2 separate regions of the Homo sapiens genome follow, and region 2 is linked to region 1. Evidence: read pairs that join two places in POLR2A ChIA-PET (ENCODE). Cell type or tissue: OCI-LY7. All regions are shown on one strand. Links, peaks and the distances in the headings refer to the core of each region. The heading gives the core; the rest is flanking DNA. Region 1 overlaps EFCC1 (EF-hand and coiled-coil domain containing 1). Region 2 overlaps LOC105374101 (a long non-coding RNA gene).

Evidence for each region. ChIA-PET counts read pairs that join two places held together with the same protein. Peaks named below come from ENCODE experiments on the same cell type or tissue, not always from the same donor. Only the 100,000 strongest peaks of a DNase experiment are listed, where the experiment ranks them.
Region 2: POLR2A ChIA-PET joins it to region 1 with 10 read pairs; 9 of 35 experiments call an interaction of 5 or more read pairs at or near these places.

The regions. Positions count from the first base shown.
Region 1 is chr3:129,022,395-129,025,303 of GRCh38, forward strand. All of the region lies in intron 2 of EFCC1 (EF-hand and coiled-coil domain containing 1), which reads left to right. It also overlaps a transcript of CFAP92 not described here. Among named protein-coding and RNA genes, the nearest start is that of EFCC1, 23 kb to the left of the region's middle. In OCI-LY7, for the core only: CTCF peaks have their summits at 1,756 and 1,973; a DNase peak (open chromatin) is centred at 1,747; H3K27ac peaks cover 1,147 bases.
Region 2 is chr3:129,187,033-129,189,941 of GRCh38, forward strand. All of the region lies in intron 1 of LOC105374101 (a long non-coding RNA gene), which reads left to right. Among named protein-coding and RNA genes, the nearest start is that of CNBP, 4.6 kb to the left of the region's middle. In OCI-LY7, for the core only: no CTCF peak of the experiment used is centred there; DNase peaks (open chromatin) are centred at 1,499 and 1,769; H3K4me3 peaks cover 971 bases; H3K27ac peaks cover 2,024 bases.

The sequences.
Region 1 (2,909 bases), core at 246-2,745:
TCACAGAACTGAAGGAGGGGTCTGTTACATGAAGATCTGGAGCCAGGAGCCAGGAGTGGCCAGGACAGCGGAAGGGAGGAAGAGCAACATCTGGCCCTTGTCAGATTGTATAAGCCCCTGGGCTGGCGGCCAGATGTGGCCATCAGCCTCCAGCAGGAGGAAGACATCAGAGGCTCACCCGGCCTCCGGATGCTGTGCAGATGTGGCCAGCTGGAGGGAACACCCAACCGCACACAAGGACTCTGGGGTCTGCCAGGAAGTGAGGGTGTGAGGGGAGGGTGGGTGGCTACTGGGGCCTGCCTTTCCCCAGAACTGCCTGGAGCCCTGACAGAGGTGCTTCAGTAATGCCTGTTGAGTGACAAGTGTCTCTGCAGCTCACAGAAGGCCCCCAGACCATTTCCCCCATGGCTCCCGAAAGACAGTGGCCCAGAAGTGCGGCAGGCAGGGGTGAATGTGGGAGTCGCGGGCCGGAAAGCACAGGGCAGGGAGGTTGGGCCTTTGCCATACTTTTCCAGCACCGGTTCCCAAGCTGTGGTTTGGAGCTGAGAAGTCTCCAACTTCTCCTCACAGTTGCTAGCCTCTCTTGAATGGACAGAGAACAGCCTCGGGTTCAGAGGCAGACAGAAAATAAGATCTAGCTAGAACTGACTAACTGTGTTTCATTCTTGCTTTATGTATTTTTAGGGTGTTAAAAGGAAAACTTTAGACATATTAAATTTAACAGAGTTTATCTGAGTAAAGAACAAGTCATGAATTGGGCAGCTGTCAGGGACAGCAGAGGTTTGGGGAGCTCAGCCTGCTATTTGTTACAAATATATGCTTCTAAATTAGAGTTTGATTTCTTCACATACTAAGTTCGGCTTCAGATCATCACTCAAAGTACAGAGACAGCCTCAGGCTAATGGCCTCTTGCTTCTTTTTTTTTTTTTTTTTGAGACAGAGTCTTGAGTCTTGCTCAGTCACCCAGGCTAGAGTGCAGGCTAGAGCGCAGTGGTGCGATCTTGGCTCACTGCAAGCTCTGCCTCCTGGGTTCACGGCATTCTCCTGCCTCAGCCTCCCGAGTAGCTGGGACTACAGGCGCCCGCCACCATGCCTGGCTAATTTTGGTTTTGTATTTTTAGTAGAGACGAGGTTTCACCATGTTAGCCAGGATGGTCTCGACCTCCTGACCTCATGATCCACCCGCCTCGGCCTCCCAAAGTGCTGGGATTACAGGCGTGAGCCACCGCGCCTGGCCACCTCTTGATTCTTAAATTTAACAATGGTTACTATTTATGGCAAGAGATGCTGGGTTTTCATTATTGGTTATAATATTTACCACTACATAAAATATGTATTAGTAAATAAAAGGACAAATGACCAAAAATGTCTGCAGCTTAGGAATCTGCATTATCCTATCACGTAGGGTCCACCCCTCTCTGAGGTGCACAGAGGGCTTAGCCCCATTCCACAGGACAAAGCTGATAGGAACTGGGAATGGTAGGACTCAACCCATGTCTTGTGGCTCCAGATCTAGTGCTCTTCCTTCTCTGTCCTTTCTGGAACAATCCAAGAGCAGGTGAATAGGTGATAGGAGTAAACTGGATGCTTACCCAGGCTCTGGTCTTGTCCCTGGCCTGGCCTTTCCTTGCACTTCCACCCCTAAATCCCATTCATTCATTTGACAAACCTTCATTGGGCCACTCAGTCCCTGTGCTAACTGTCCTCAAGGAAATCCCAGTCTGGTGAGAGAGAAACACCATAACACACCACACGAGGGCTCTAGGAGCCAGGAGAGGTGTCTTATTCATATTTATTTGTTCTGCTGTAACAGAATACCACAGACTGGGTAATTTATAAAGAAAAGAAATTTGGGGCTGGGTCTAGTGGCTCACACCTGTAATCCCAGCACCTTTGGAAAGCCGAGTCAGGCAGATCACTTGAGGCCAGGAGTTCAAGACCCGCCTGGCCAACATGGTAAAACCCTTTCTCTACTAAAAATACAAAATTAGCCAGGCATGGTTGCACACACCTGTAGTCCCAACTACTCGGGAGGCTGAGGCAGGAGAATCACTTGAACCTGAGAGGCAGAGGTTGCAGTGAGCCGAGATTGCACCACTGCACTCCAGCCTGGGTGACAGAGCAAGACTCCGTCGCAAAAAAAAAGAAAAAAAAAAAGAAAAAGAAAAACAGAAATTTAGCTAAGGGTTCTGGAGGCTGGGAAGTAAAGGGCATGTCACATCTGGCCATAGGCTTCTTGGTGCACCGTTCCAGGGAAGAAGGTAGAAGAACAAAAGAGGGAGAGAGGGAGACAAACGCATTCCTGTATCTGGAGCCCACTCCTGCAGTAATGGTGTGGATCCACTCGTGAGGGCAGAGCTCTCATGGCCTGATCACCTCTTCAAGGCCCCACCTCTCTACACTGTTGCATTGGGGATTAGGTTTCCAACACGTGAACTTTGGGGGACACATTCAAACCATAGCAGAGGGAGAGGTGAGTTCTGAGAAAGTGACATTTTTGTTGGGGTGGGAGAACGAAGAACCAGGAGGATTTTCTGGGCACTACTTGCTGGAGCCAAACCCAGCGGCCACTCTTTGGGTGGTCAAGTGGGTGATGGCACACTTCACTGAGGGAGGGAGGAGCAGATGGAGGAAGACCAGGACAAGTCCAGGTGGCATGAGAGGCTGTGAGAAGCCTGTGGGACATCCAAATAGAGGTGCCACAGTTAAGTTCGGGCGCTTGTCAGGAACTGGATCTGAGCCCGAGGTTCAAGAGAGAGGCCAGAGCTGGAGATAAGAAGTAGGAAGTCATGGGCACGCAAAGCCATGGCGTTGGCTGAGACTCCTCCTAGAGCGAGTGCACACTGAGGAGAGAAGAGGTCCTCAGAGGGCATCCCAGGGCTCACCGGCATTAGGGGTCGGGACGGAGA
Region 2 (2,909 bases), core at 293-2,792, 160 kb after region 1:
CAAAAAAAGAAAAGAAAAAAAAAACAACTTCCCAGCACTTGGGAGGCCGAGGTAGGTGGATCACCTGAGGTCAGGAGTTTGAGAGCAGCCTGGGCAACATAGTGAAAACTTGTCTCTACTAATAACACAAAAATTAGCCGAGTGTGGTGGTGGGCACCTGTAATCCCAGCTACTTGGGAAGCTGAGGCAGGAGAATCGCTTGCACCTGGGAGCAAGAGATTGGGCCACTGCACTCCAGCCTGCACAACAGAGGGAGACTCTGTCTCAAAAAAAAAAAAAAAAAAAAAGTCCGGGCACGGTGGATCACGCCTATAATCCCAGCACTTTGGGGGGCCGAGGCAGATGGGTCATGAGGTCAGGAGATCGAGACCATCCTGGCTAACAAGGTGAAATCCCGTCTCTACTAAAAATACAAAAAATTAGCATTAAGTATCCTGAGAGAAGACCAGATAAAATGCTATGATTCAGCATTATTCCTAAAATGGGTACCAGTTGAGCAATACCTGCCAACTCTTAATTTCTGCTTAAATGCCCAACTGCATAGTACATGCTGTTAAATTGAGGGGATAGGTGATATCATGTAAACCCATGTCTTGTCCCTGCCAGCAAGGAAATTGTGCTCTGTGACTTGACTTGGAAAGTATGTAACTAAGACTGAGGAGAATAAATTGATGTTTTCACCTCTCGTATTTGCTTCTGAAGCAGAAAGTTTACTAAGCTAAATCCTGAACTAGGAATTAGTAATACTAGTAATAGCTAATTGTTAATATATATACAGCTCTTATAACAGTTTCTGGCATAATTACTATACAAATATTATTTCTTATTCTTATTGGGTGCTTACTGTATGCCAGGCAATGTTTTTAACCTCTTTATGAGTTTTCACAAACCCCCTAGAAGTACTTGTATTATCCCCATGAAGAAACAGGTCGAGAGAGTTTAAGTAATCTGCTCAAGGTCAGAAAGTGAACAAATGACAGGTCAGGCTTCAAACACAGACAGCCCATGTGCTTGAACAGTGCTACTGGCCTCCCAGTACTTACTGAGGCCTACTCCTATAAAATTCTATTGACTCCCTAAAGTGATGGTGTAGGGAATGCTAACTGATGATAAAGAAAATATGAAACACTGACAAATCATTTAGTGAGCATTTCATTAGTTAGTTGGCTTCCTCTTCTGTGACCTTGAATTGAAACTCTACTGCAAACTAACTGGTTAGAGAAAAATTTTATTTGCAAATAGTTTTAAAAGTTTCAAAGTAGGCCGGGCGCAGTGGCTCACGCCTGTAATCCCAGCACTTTGGGAGGCTGAGGCGGGCGGATCACAAGGTCAGGAGATCGAGACCATCCTGGCTAACAAGGTGAAACCCCGTCTCTACTAAAAATACAAAAAATTACCCGCGTGGTGGCAGGTGCCTGTAGTCCCAGCTACTCAGGAGGCTGAGGCAGGAGAACGGTGTGAACCTGGGAGGTGGAGCTTGCAGCGAGCTGAGGCTGTGCAGCTGCACTCCAGCCTGGGCGACAGAGTGAGACTCCGTCTCAAAAAAAAGTTTGAAAGTAAAACCACCCATTTTTTTTCTTTTTCTTTGTATAAAGTAAAGGAATAAAGAAGGGCTACTCCATAAGCAGAGCAGCCTCTTTTTTTCCTTAAAAGAAAAATAGCTGGCCAGGTGCAGTGGCTCATGCCTGTAATTCCAACTCTTTGAGAGGCTGCGGCAGGTGGATTGCCTGAGCTCGGGAGTTTCAGACCAGCCTCGGCAACATAGTGAAACCCTGTCTCTACCAAAAATACAGAAAATTAGCCAGACGTAGTGGCACCTGCCTGCAGTCCCAGCTACTCAGGAAGCTGAGGTGGGAGAATCACCTGAGCCCAGGATGGAGGTTACAGTGAGCCCAGATAGCACCACTGAACTCCAAACTGGGTGACAGAGTGAGAGTCCATCTCAAAAAAAAAAAAGAAGCTGCATTAATTTTTTTTAAAAGTAATTTTATATTAAGTTTCTACGTAATTTAATTAAACTTGGAACTAAACAATGGATATCAAAATAATGAGGGTTTTTTTGGTATGGTTTATTTATTTATTTTTTTGAGATGTAGTCTTGTTCTGTTACCCAGGCTGGAGTGCACTGGTGCAACCTCGGCTCACTGCAACCTCTGCTGCCTGCTAAAGTGATTCTCCTGCCTTAGCCTCCTGAGTAGCTGGGATTACAGGCGCCCACCACCACGCCTGGCTAACTTTTTGTTTTTTTGAGACAAGGTCTCGCATTGTTGCCCAGGCTGGAGTGCAATGACACGATCTTGGCTCACTGCAACTTCCACCTCCCGGGTTCAAGCGATTCTCCTGCCTCAGCCTCCCGAGTATCTGGGATTACAGGCATGCGCCACCACCCCCATATAATTTTTTTCTTTTTCTATTTCTTTTTTTTTTTTCTTTTTTTTTGAGAAGGAGTCTCACTGTCTTGCCAGGCTGGAGTGCAGTGGCGCCATCTCGACTCACCGCAACCTCCGACTCCCTGATTCAAGCAGTTCTCCTGCCTCAGCCTCCCTCCCAAGTAGCTGGGATTATAGGCACGTGACATCACGCCCACCTAATTTTTGTATTTTTAGTAGAGATGGGGTTTTACCATGTAGGTTTTTGTATTTTAGTAGAGACAGGGTTTCACTATGTTGGCCAGGCTGGTCTCAAACTCCTGACCTCAGGTGATCTGCCCACCTCGGCCTCCCAAAGTGCTGGGATTACAGGCGTGAGCCACCGCATCTGGCCATAATTTTTGTATTTTTAGTAAAGACAGGGTTTCACCATGTTGGCCAGGCTGGTCTTAAACTCCTGACCTCAGGTGATCCATCCTCCTCCACCTTCCAAAGTGCTGGGATTATAGGCGTAAGACACTGCGCCCAGCCTCATTTAAC